Linked DNA regions of Homo sapiens: region 1 is linked to region 2. The links are chromatin contacts, found by Hi-C or POLR2A ChIA-PET in ENCODE. All regions are on one chromosome and are shown on one strand. The core of a region is the stretch at or near the end of the contact, and the rest is flanking DNA. Distances in the headings are between cores, read along the strand shown.

Region 1 (6,077 bases), core at 3,489-5,988, 59 kb before region 2:
CAGGCTGAACCCGTTCCTGTTCCTGGGAGGACCTGGGGACCCCTCCTCAAGCTACACAGCACCCAGAGGAAGCATGGCAGGAGTGGGCTCAAGTTTTATTTGGAATCATTTAAAAAAAAAATTCACAGCAGCATAAGTGGGGTCAGAAGGACCAGAGGGTGGGTGGGGCCGAGGGAGGGCAGTGAGGTTGGTGCAGCAGCACAGGTGGACAGGCCAAGGGTGGCCAGGGAGACGAGGGCAGGAGCGTGGGCAGCCGCATGTCACTCAAGGCGGGCACTCCTTGTGCTAGGAGGGGATGGTGTCCAAGGCAGAGGAGCGCTCTTCAGGTCATCCACGCTGGCCTGTAGCCCTCTAGTCTCCCCCACTCTGGGCCTGGGAGAGAGAATGACCTGCACACCCAGCTCCAGGCCCCAGCCTTAATGGGCCACCCTGAGTGGGCTGAGAAAAGTTGTCTTCTGTGCCCCATGCCTGAGGGGTCATCCGTGGGGGGACCTCCCACTCAGGTTCAGGGTTAGCCCTGTACACAGTCCCTGTAGGGGCTGTGGAAGGTCAGGAGGCCCCTCTGGGCCCTGGGAGCCCAGGAGGGAAGCAGTGCGTCTGTGGGGGATGGGGTCCCTACCAAGGAACCCCCCATGGTGCACCCCAGGAGCCCAGCTCCTACCTCCTCTGCCACTTCCTCTTTCTCTTTGGATGCCTCACCCTCCTGTTGGGGGGCAGATGGCCTCAAGTCCTCCTGTAGGGGACAAAAGGGGGCATGAGACCATGTGGAGAATGCAGAGACCCCTAGCTGCCCTGCAACCAGGGCCTTGTCTACCCTGGCCTCAAGGAGGAGCAGAGGCCCCTCGTGGCCTTGTTGTACTTGGAGGGGCTGGAGGTATTGGGGGCGTGCAATTCAGACAATACCCGGGGCTCTGATGATGCCGAGGCCTTCCAGGGGCACCAAGTACCCTGGAGCCCAGCTTCACCCCTCAAGCTGGTCCCCAGTCTCTGGGAAGCCCCTAGTTGGGCTTCACTGATGAGGAACCTGGGTGGGGTAGGGTGGAGTGGGGGTTAGAGTGGGCAGAGGCCCCTGAAGCCCCAGGTCTGACCCCACCCTCAGTAGCCCTACAAGGAAGACTGATTGGGGTTCACATAGGGACTCTGAGGCCAGGGAGGCTTGGCATGCAGCTCAGGGCCTTCGAGCTCAAAGTGGTGGGGTGTGTTGGCATCAGATCAGGCTTGCTTCAGGCCCACTTCAGTCCACAGGAGCATGGCTCCCTCTCTTTGCCTCCTGGACAGGCTCTGGGCTCAGGCTGGTCAGGGCCAGCAGAGGTTACACAGTCCTCTCTCACTTCCCATCTTCTATCTCCTGCACTCCATGCCGGCCAGACACTTGCGTGAGATATCATGACAGCTGGGTGTGTAGGACCACACTGGTGATTGCCCTGCACTCTGGCCTCAGCACCTGCCTCTGGCGGGGGACGGGGGGGAGGCGGGGATACTGTCACCTCTGTGTTGCCCCAGGGCCATCCTGCCCCTTGGCGGAGTGGGGCATAAAAGGGCAGTGCTGTGCTGGCGGGAGTCGGCCAGGCTATCCAGGGGCAGGGCAGGTGGCCACCTGCTGAGTCCTGCTGCCCTAAGGCTGATGATGAGGCCAGGGGTATGAGTGGTCAGATAGTCCCTGCTGAGGCCTTTCACAGTTCACTGGGAGATGAGTCGTGACTGGTTTTGGGGTGTCACCAGGAAATGAGTCTCCCTCGAGGTGGCTCCAAGGGCTCACTAGCCCTGCTCCGGGATTCACAAGGAATGCCCGGGCACCCTCACCCCAGGGCCTCTTTTGCTGGGGGTGAGGAGGGAGGAGCCCCCTGGGGCTCTATGTGTTCTGCCTGGGACACATGATGATGATGATGATGATGGTCACCTTCCTCTGCTGGGTGCTCACATAGACCAGGAGAATTGCTTCATGGAGGTCATGGCCCTGCCTCATCACACAGCCCAGGGAGGCCGACACTCTCACCCCCATCTTGCAGATGAGAACACGGAGGCCCAGAGAGGTTCCTTTGCTTCTCAAGGTCATACGACGAGAAAGGGGAACTAGGAGAGGGAGCGGCTGCCAGCTCCAAGGACATGGAGACCCTGTGCTGGCCCTGGAAGCAGACACCTGGGCATCGCCCCAGAGCCAAGAGGAGTAGGGCAGCCCCCACCCTTCCACCCACCCACTCCTAACGCAGGGATTCTCAGTGCTCAGAGCCTCAGACTCCACCACCTAGGAGGCCTGGAGCAGGTAGGAGAGCTGGACACTGCTCCCCCGCCCCACCCCCAGGTAGGAATCCTAGCCCAGGCCACCACTTACACTGCCACAGGGTCTCTCAGAGTACAGGCTGCTCAGGGGAATTCCAAGCTCACATGAACTAGCCATGGGACCTTGGGCACATTAATCTCTCTGGGCCTTAGTTTCCACACCGTCTCATGGATTTTGTGTCTATTAAATGAACTAATAAGCGTACAATGCGTAAAGCAGAGCTTGCTGTGTCACAGGTGCTGGGACAGCTCACCCAGCCAACACCCGTCCCTGGGGTGCGCCCCACTGCTCCTGTGCTGTCTGCTATTGGGCCGCACACGCATGTGTACATTCACACGCATGTACACCCACACATTCTCACAAATGCACCCACATGCTCACTCAACACACGTGCACACACACACAAAGGCAGCTGCAGAGGGTAGGGTCAGAAGCAGCACTGCTTTCTTACCACTAGGGGACGCTACTTCCCTGAGGCTCCCAGCAGGAGGCAGCTGCCCCGCCCAGCCCAGGGAGGGAGGCTAGGCCCTGGGGGCGGGGCTGGTGCTACTCAGCCCCCGGCCTGGTGACCACTGCCCGGGAGGCTGCCTGTCACCGTGTGGGATCCTGTTTTCACTTATAAAATGGGGTGTCTCCTAAGTGCTGAGAGCCGTCCGGAAGATGTGGTTTTGAGCCTCACTTTCCTTGTCTATGAGATGGGCTCCCAAGTCCCCCGAAGGGGTGGTTGTGGTGATTCCAGACCCGAATGCAGGTCGAACAGCAAGCATGGACCCCACCCCATGCCGGCGCTCAGTGGGTACTGAAACTGAAGCCAGCCGCAGCCCCCCGTGTTGTTTCCTGGGGTGTGGAGTGGAGTGATGCCGCCTCCGCCCAGCAGCCTTTCTGGGCCCAGGAGAGGACTGGGCAGGTCTGAGGGCCGGGGCTCACCTTGCGCACCACCCCGGAGGTGACCGCGATGTTCTCCGCCTCCTCCACGGTCTTGGTGGCCACAGTGTTGACGCTGCTCACCACAGCCTCGCTCACGGCGTTGGCCTGCTCCTTGGTCTTCTCGGCCACTATGGGAGGACACTGGCTGGCCTCCACCCCAGCCCCAGCCCCAAGGCAGGCCTGCTGGAGTCAGGCTCGCAGCCCCTTCCCAGGAGCTCAGAGCCCTGGCCCTGCTGGGACCCTCCCCTGCTCCCTCTGACTCCAGGGCACCTCTGATGCTGGTGGGGGTAAGGAGACGCCCACCCTAGTTTAGCCTCATGGTCTGCAGGGGTCTGTAGGGCTTGGGACCCCAGTTGGGGGTAAGGCAGGACTCTAGGTTTGAGCCCCAGCACTAGGATGCAGGAGCCCCAGGGGTCCTATCCCCCATGTGTCCCCTGGCCCTGGGGCTTCTCACCTGAGGTCACGCTCTGTACAACATTCTCCTTGGTCTTGGCTCCTGGGGAGGAAATGGAGCTGTCAGCCCAGACCTCCCTCGAGGTGTTGGGGGCGGTCAGGACAAACACAACAGAACAGCTGGACAAACTGTGGGGTCGGTGGGGGGGTAAGGATGGTGTCTGGGGGCCGGCGGCCCCTTCAGAGGGCCTCTTCCTGCTGTGTCTGGAAGAAGTGGATGGATGGGAAGGGGACAGGACAGAATGTGGGGGACAAGAGAGAGCAGGCCTGAGGTAGGGACACTGGCTAGACCCAGGGTCCAGCCCCTGCCCGGGTGTGGCCGGGCCTCAGAAGCAGCAACAGGACAGGATGGGCCAGAGCTGAGTCATTGGCTTGACCTCCCCTTCCTCCTCTGGAGAGTGCCAGGAGAGGATGCGGGGGAGGGAACACTGAGCCTAGGTTTCATCCCCCAGCCTGCCCCTTCTCTCTGGGGAGGGAGGGGATCCGTGACCTGGCTGTAGCCGCTCCCGTGTGGAGAGGGTGGGGGCCACCTGAGCACAGGCTGCTCATGGCTTCAGGGGCTCCAGGCTCAGGGGAGGCTGGTATGCTTGGGAATGTGTGTGTGCGTGCACAGACAGGTAGCCAGCCCTGTCTGCGGTCTCTGACACCCAGAGGCCCCGAGGAGGCCAAAGACAAACACACATAGGTGTGCACAGGGCATTGTGGGTGCTCCAGGGTCTGGAGACCCCACCTTGATAGCCAGGGCCTCGCCCCCTCCCAAAATGCCTCCCTGGGGCTGGGGAGTAAGGTCTGGCGAAGGTAACTGGGCACTCACCCTTTGGCCACCACACTGTCCCACCCTGCCATGCCCCACTTACCCACATACATGACCCCCTCCTTGGTCTTCTCAGCTGCTTCCGTCACCCCCTGCTTGGTCTTTTCCACCGCACCCACCACGCCCTCCTTGGCGATGGAGAAGCCCTTCTTGAAGACATCCATGGTGGGTGTGCAGGGTTGTGCTGCTGCAGGCAGGACGGAGCTGGATCTCCCTGCGAGCTGCGGGCTTGAGCTGGCTCGAGTGCTGCCGCAGCGGCTGTCCCCGATGCCTCCTATTGACGCCGATGAAATATTGATGCGGAGGCCAGCTGGAGCCCAGCCAGCCCTGCGTGCAGTGGGGGCGGGGAGGGAGGGAGGGAGGGAAGGAGGTTCAGCCTCACCTTCCTCCAGGATAGGAAGGCAGAGACCAGGCTCCCTGGGCTCCTGCTGGCTCAGCCCAGCTCTCCTGCCCCGTGCCCTCCATGGGCTGGAGGGGGCTGGCCACCTCCCAACCTGTCCCTCATTCATTTACTGCCCTGCCCACCCATGGGGGCAGCCCTGGCTGGGTGCTCTTGGCCCCAGGGGTGCTGTGTCTATGCTGCACCTGGACAGACAGGCACAGAGAGGGGAGGCGCCTTGGCCATTGTCCCCAGCTTCCTAGGTAGGGGTCAGGGCCACATAGGCCTGTTAGGTGAGAGCAGCCAACCTCCCGCGGCCTGGGCTGTGCAGCTACCCACCAGCATCCTGGATGCCGCTGGACCCTGGGCTGCCATGAAACCGGTTGGAGGATCTGAGGTGGGTGGGGGTGGGGAAATGAAGGACTTCCTCATGCCTTGGCCTCTGGCTGCATGCTGTGTGACCCCAGAATAGTCCCTTCCCTTCTTTGAGCCGCCCAGTGCTGAAGGTGCTGAGGAGGCATGAATTGCCCCCCATTTCCTGGCCAGCAGTGTGGATGGGCAGCAGGTCCCCTGAGATGGACCTGACCACTTCCTGTGGCCCCACCTCGAAGTCCACGCTCTTTTCATGGCTCCCAGGGAGCAGGTTCCCATAAGGATGCATTTGGTGGGGCCACCCCATGTCTACCACATTCCCAGAGTCCCTGAGCCAAGTCCTCAGGGACAGGAACTGGCTTGTGTGGTTGGCGGCCCCTGTGGGGCCAGCCAGGGTAGTTGGGGGGCAGGACAAGACCCACCGGGTAGGCCGGCCCAGGCCACTTCCTCTCTTTGTTGTCCTCGTATTTTCTTTTCCTCCTGAGATTTAACTTGAAGACAACGTCACTAGCAGTTTCTGGAGCTACTTGCCAAGGCTGAGTGTGAGCTGAGCCTGCCCCACCACCAAGATGATCCTGAGCTTGCTGTTCAGCCTTGGGGGCCCCCTGGGCTGGGGGCTGCTGGGGGCATGGGCCCAGGCTTCCAGTACTAGCCTCTCTGATCTGCAGAGCTCCAGGACACCTGGGGTCTGGAAGGCAGAGGCTGAGGACACCGGCAAGGACCCCGTAGGACGGTAAGAGGGCCTGGACCTTGGCAGAGGTCATGGAGTAGGATCTGAGTCCCAGCTCAGCTAGAGCAGAGCCTCTCTAGACCTCACTGGGGTCCCATCTGTGAAATGGGCTAATAGTATC
Region 2 (6,314 bases), core at 497-2,996:
TGATGCCTGGCTTCCCCCAGAGTGAGTGATCCCAGAGACCATGGTGAAAGCTGCAAAGCTGTTTATAACGTAGACTTGGAAGTCACTTTTGCCATATCCTATTTGTCACACAGATCAGCCCTGATGTGTTATGGGAGGGGACTGGCCCCAAGGGGAGGAACCCCAGGCAGTGAGAATCACTGGGGGCCATTTGGGATGATGGCTACCTCAGATGTGGAGCTCTCCTCTCGACCCCATCTCCTACTCTGAATAATCATATGACTTTCGCATCACCTCCCTAACAGAAGATTCCAAGTCTATTATCTAGAAAGACCCAAAACACGATTTCTCAACTGTGGTACCCCATTGTTGAGGGTGAGGAATTATAATAAAAACAAGGAGGTATGCGAACGTCTTTTCCTCAGTAATCTGAAGTGTTTCCTTTATTATATGCTAAATTGCTGTATGTACTTGGGTTTGTTTATTTATGGGTTTACTAACTTGTTTCATTAATGTATCTAGGTTGGTATGATGTTTTATTATTAAAGTTTATATCCATTAGGGACTGTCTCTTATTACTCTTCTTTTTTGGCAACTGTCTTCTGAAATCATGGCTACATGCAAACAATTCTGGAGCTCCAAATTTCTAAAGAATTATAACGCAAAAAAAAAAAAAAGAATTATAACACAGTGGGTTTCTTGGGACAGATCGAAAACATTCAGATGCCAGAAAGCTCACTATTCCATTAATAAGAAAATCATAAGTAATCATGAACATACAAGAAGTATGAAATTGTGCCCAATTAATTAATTGGTAGTAAGGTCCTTTTCCCTTAAGAGAACTATAGTCTAGTTACATAAAGGAGATATACAACCAGAGAATACAAGTTAATGGTTTCTGCAACTGGCTTTACAAACAGCGGTTGACATCTAATATTTGACAAAATATTTTGCTTCAAAATAAATATCTTCTTACTTGTAACAAAAGCAGCTGGAGAAGATGATCATAGCAATTATGCAGACAGCCATAGAAATGAGCAAAACCAGCCATCGAATGCTGCCATCAAAAAACGGACCTGACAATAAAAGTAAACAATGTAAACAATTGAAATGAAAAAATAATCTGACGTGTTCAATTCTAGGTAGCCTGGTTACTGTAAAACCAGAGAAGATATTTGAGAAGCATGCTCCGACTTTTCTCGGCTAACCTACCTATGACAACAGGGGGCAGTGTGGGTTGCAAATACTGGTTACATAAATTGGTCCGACAACATTCTATTGTCCGGCGTAGCTGGGCTTTTGGAGAATCCTAAAAGAAGAGTAATGATAAAATTAGAAATGGTTTGGTATTTTAAACTGATATGTCTTTTTAGTATTCATAAAATACAATTTCTATTTCAGTGAGTGAAAGGGGCCTGCAAATTTTATATGTAAAAACAGATTATTGAAAGATTAAAATTTGTGCTGAAATAGTGAAGACTGCAAAATGGCTTTTCTTAAGAACATATCTATGTGGATGGTGTGTTAGACACTAGATTAGAACACCAAACCCGAACTTAGGTAATTACAATCATAAACTGGTCTGGTACATATAATCTCACTGTGGTACTGAGATGTGGATGAGATTTAAGATCAGACTAAAAAGTGGAGGGTGTCGTAGTCCAAAGAAAAGGCTGGTTAGCAAGGCAGCTGAGCGTGCAGAGGCGCTGCAGACCCTGCCTACCCCAGCCACGTCGGAAGTCATGAGCCTGATGCAGAGGCAAGTTGAGCATCCATGGTGAGGGAAGGACAAACTACAGAAAGCATTCTTGAGAGCTGATTACAGACCACCAGCCAGCAAGGAGACTGTCCCTAAGAGAGCAGAAAGCTAGCACAGAGAAGGACACAGTCACTGGAAGCGCAGCAGCACTTGCATGTGATGTTTTATTGGATTAACAACACAATATCTGACAAGTTGAATGCTGCAGCCTGGGGAGAACTGCCATTCTGACCAACATGTGAATAGCAAAGAACTGTTTGTCACTACACAAGTAACAAGAATGTAAGCGGAAATTAAGGAAAAGCCTCAGTATAATCAGCTATGACTTTAAAAAGGTAAACATGAGCCTGTGACTTCAGATTCTGTTGGGAAGATGGTCAAGAGCATTTGGAAATGTCCAAATACATATTTTATATTTTAAATGAAGTTTTATTAATAACTTTTAAACAATTTTTACTTTTAAATGATCATAAGGAGAGAGAGAAAAAAGTTAGGGTTAAACTGGAGAGTCTGAAATAATCCCAGATTCAGAGAAAACACATGGAGGAGGAAATGAAAATCATATAACTAACGATGAATGAAAGAAGTGTCAAGCATCCAAAAACGGTTCCAGGAAAGCTAAAATGAGCTTGGCCTTGCAGAAGAGAAAAGTGCAAAGAAAAACCAAGAAAGGGTTTCTTTGGCAGCATGGGGTTTCTCCAAGCAACAGATGTACTGCTGACATGACAGTGGATGATAAGGAGAAAAACGAACAATTCTTCAACTCCTGTCTTGTTTTTTCTTCTCTATGAAGGATGCTGACAGGGATGACGAAGGTAGCTCAAACACTACTAAGTGGGAAACGACATCCCAAATGTACGAAGAGATCTTACGATGCGTTTGTATTCCTTATGAGTTCCTATATTCTAACCTAGGTGAATTATATCCCAGGAAGATGAAAGCCCTTGTAAGAGAGATGGCTGAAAGACAGGTGTAATTTAAAGACTTTAGAAAGATGGAGTGTTGGAAACTACAATAGATAATGGAATGTTATATTTTTATATAAACATTTCATATAAACATGTATATATGTTTATATATATGTTATATATATATGTGTTATATACGTCCCTTTTCTTTAAAAGGGAAAGAAAGTAGACTTTAAACTGGGTGTGGTGGCTACTTGGGAGGCTGAGGCATGAGGATCACTTGAACCTAGGAGTTCAAGTCCAGCCTGAGCAATGTAGTGAGACCCTATCTCTAAAAATAATAATTTTTAAAAAGAAGCCAAAAATAGACTCTGCCAACAGATTAAGGAGCATAGTATTACAGAAAATACAAGGGTTTTGGAATCAAACAGTTTGAATCCTAGCTTTGCCAGTTGTTCACTTTGTGAACTTGAGCAAGTAATTTATCTCTAGGCTTTAGTGTGCTAAAAAATACAGGTTAAAAAAAGATGAACTGGGAACAGTGGCTCACACCTGTAATCCTAGCACTTTGGGAAGCTGAAGTGGCAGAATGGCTTGAGCGGAGGAGTCTGAGATCAGGCTGGGCAAAATAGTGAGACCCCATCTCTAAAAAAATTTTTAAATCAGCCAGGTGTGGTGGTACACGCCTGTGGTCCCAGCTACTCAGGAGGCTGAGGTGGGAGGATCACTTGAACCCAGGAGGTTGAGGCTGCAGTGAGCTGTGATTGCACCACTGCACTCCAGCCTGGGTGATGGAGCAATACCCTGTCTTTAAAAAAATCTGCTCTATAGAGTAGTTGGGGGGAAACAAGGTAGAATATACTGAATCCCCAGGATACTATACACATATAACAAATATTCAATAAATTAACTTCCCTTCCTCTTGCTTGACATGAATCCCAGATGAGATTCTAGACTAAGCCAAAAAACTTCTAAGTCCCTAAAGACCCATTGTGGCTTCACTAAGAATAAGCAACACCTGCCTCATCTCACGTCTGTCTTACTCAGGTTAACTATGTATCTGGGTAGGCAAAAATTGGGTTTGTCGAGATTATGAATTTGGGTGACACAGCCTTTCCTTTTCCTGCACTCTCCACCCGTACCCTCTGCCCAAGTCAATTTTGTATTTCTAGACTTATGTGGGGAATATGAATTTTTGTGGGAAACAAATTTACTTGGCACTGATGAATTAAGTGATTCTGACTTAAATAAACTTATTCAGTGTGCTCAGGCTGGAGACAGTATATGAGGAAGGAACTGACGCCAAGTTACAAGGAATGGCAGTGAGGTTTCTGAAAAATAATTTGTCCTATAGGAGGAAACAGAATAAGCACAATTTACCAATGCAGCCTGGGGAGTGGAAGAACGCGAGGCCTGGTGAGAGGCACTCACATCTGTTCTGTGCCACACATGGCAGTGCGTGAAGACACTGGGGAAAGGGTTAGGATGAGCATGACAGAGCTGTGCTTGGGTGAGTGCTGTGCTTGGGTGACGTTTACCAAGAAATACAGAAAGTTAGATAAGTGCTGGTCAAAATGCTTGCTGGCGTAACCCAATTCTTAAAAGCAACGTATCCTTCACGTATTTTTCAGGTGACACTTAAAAATTTTCACCATAAATTTAAATGGCTGCAATATATTAATAATTTCTGGCTTACTGTACATAATGACACTTTGACATAGAATTGTTACCTCATTTTGAAATAGAAGTGTTACATCATTTTTTAATGCATTCAGTAGAATCTAAATAGCATTGCAATTTGATACCCATTATCATCATTTTAAAGAATAAATGAACAAATGCTTCTTTTAGCAATGAGAAATTTTACACTAGAACTCTTATTTCTCCTTGAACTCTTATTTCCTTTCAATATCTCCCATGATAATTACGTCCTAAAGTAATATATAACTGTCCACATCAAAGATAAGTACATAAAAATTCTTTTATTTCCTATAACTGTATGTCTTTAAGTCTTAGAAAATTATTCTAGTTTATCATAATCATTATTAGCATAAAATTGATCAAAACAATATATATGTTACAATCTTCATTAAATACAAACTTAAGAAAATGTTATTGGAAAGGGCATTTTTTCTTTTTCTTTTTTTTTATGATAGAAGATCTAGCTATCACTCCGCACACTAGAGTGGAGTTGCATGATCTCAGCTCACTACAACCTCTGCCTCCCAGGCTCAAGTCATCCTCCCACCTCAGCTTTTTTTTTTTTTTTTCTTTTCTTTTTTGAGACGGAGTCTCGCTCTGTTACCCAGGCTAGAGTGCAGTGGTGCTATCTCGGCTCACTGCAACCTCCAACTCCTGGGTTCAAACGATTCTCCTGCCTCAGCCTCCCAAGTAGCTGGGATTACAGGAGTGTGCCACCACGCCCGGCTAATTTTTGTATTTCTAGTAGAGACGGGGTTTCACCATGTTGGCCAGGCTAGTCTGAAACTCCTGACCTCAGGTGATCCACCTGCCTTGGCCTCCCAAAGTGCTAGAATTACAGGCGTGAGCCACCAGGCCCAGCTAATTTTTGTAGAGATGGGGTTCTGCCGTGTTGCCCAGGCTGGTCTCAAACTTGTGAGCTCAAGCGATCTGCCCGCCTCGGCCTCCAAAAGTGCTGGGATTACAGGCATGAGCCACTGCACCTGGCCAGGCATTTCTTAATGATATGGATGGGACTTTTGAAACAAATCAGTTCACGAATTCATGAATAAAAATTACTGCTAGAGTGAGAAGATTCATCATTAATCTTATTCTTATTTTTCCTTTTGTCATCATCAAGACAATGTATTCACATAAGCAAGATGATGATCACGGAAGGAGACTATTATACCATTGTCCCATAATTTTTTTTTTTTTGGATGGAGTTTCACTCTTGCTGCCTAGGCTGGAGTGCAATGGCATGATTTTGGCTCACTGCAACCTCCACCTCCTGTGTTCAAGCAATTCTCCTGTCTCAGCCTCCCAAGTAGCTGGGATTAAAGGCACGCACCACCACGCCTGACTAAGTTTTGTATTATCAGTAGAGACGGGGTGTCGCCATGTTGATCAGGCTGGTCTCTAAGTCCTGACCTCAGATGATCTGCTCGCCTCGGCCTCCCAAAGTGCTGGGATTACAGGCTGGGGCCACCGTGCCACCACGATCAGCCCATAATTGTTTAAAGTCCTTCCAAAGCATATGCTAAAAGTGCCATAAAGATCCTATCATCGAAAATTATTTTCAATGATCCAGCAACTTGGTTGAAAGCAAACAATTGAAAACCATCTGTCATGTAAACACTTATTTGATATCCCGACATAGCCTACACTGATGCCTTTACTTCGAATTACAACACCGTTTGGAACCTTGAAGTTTTACACCTCAGGCCTTCTATTTGTAAACTAGGAGGGGTTGACTATGAAAAGTGACTAAGGGAAAGAGAACTGCTTGAGAAGTTCTGTTCTCAGGCAGAGAAATATTCAGCAACAGGACCTACTGAAGTTTAGGATCCAAAAACTGATTCCCTTAAAACTATCAACGTGCCCGTTACCCTTGTATAACACAGTCTGAGTGTACCCAGGGATATGGGTAACAGCATGAAGACTGCTCTATTAAAGAATCAATATGGTCAAAGCTAACATCTATTAAG

Evidence for each region. Hi-C counts contacts between places; a loop is a spot of excess contacts on that map. ChIA-PET counts read pairs that join two places held with the same protein, here RNA polymerase II (POLR2A). Pooled maps may share reads with other maps.
Region 1: a loop to region 2 is called in a pooled map, with 2.5 times the contacts of the local background. The contact joins the promoter of SNCG here to the enhancer-like site in region 2. A Hi-C loop is called at or near these places in 3 of 37 single-sample maps with no recorded cell type and 8 of 50 pooled maps. POLR2A ChIA-PET finds 5 or more read pairs at or near these places in 4 of 52 experiments (CD8-positive, alpha-beta memory T cell, GM12878, WTC11 and 1 more).

What each region holds. Positions count from the first base shown.
Region 1 is chr10:86,957,260-86,963,336 of GRCh38, reverse strand. It overlaps SNCG (synuclein gamma), which reads right to left and starts at 4,738. Exons shown (of 5, transcript NM_003087.3): 1 at 4,519-4,738; 2 at 3,663-3,704; 3 at 3,209-3,336; 4 at 662-733; 5 at 79-372. The coding sequence starts at 4,639. The coding sequence ends at 352. MMRN2 (multimerin 2) reads left to right here and starts at 5,722. Exons shown (of 7, transcript NM_024756.3): 1 at 5,722-5,959. The coding sequence starts at 5,796. RefSeq lists enhancers at 848-1,447, 2,048-2,648, 3,849-4,448.
Region 2 is chr10:86,894,768-86,901,081 of GRCh38, reverse strand. It overlaps BMPR1A (bone morphogenetic protein receptor type 1A), which reads right to left. Exons shown (of 13, transcript NM_004329.3): 6 at 1,192-1,288; 7 at 956-1,055. Among named protein-coding and RNA genes, the nearest start is that of MMRN2, 60 kb to the left of the region's middle. Within about 2 kb of position 1,746, at least 7 of the 41 ENCODE cell types and tissues checked have a DNase peak (open chromatin) inside an H3K27ac peak, as active enhancers do.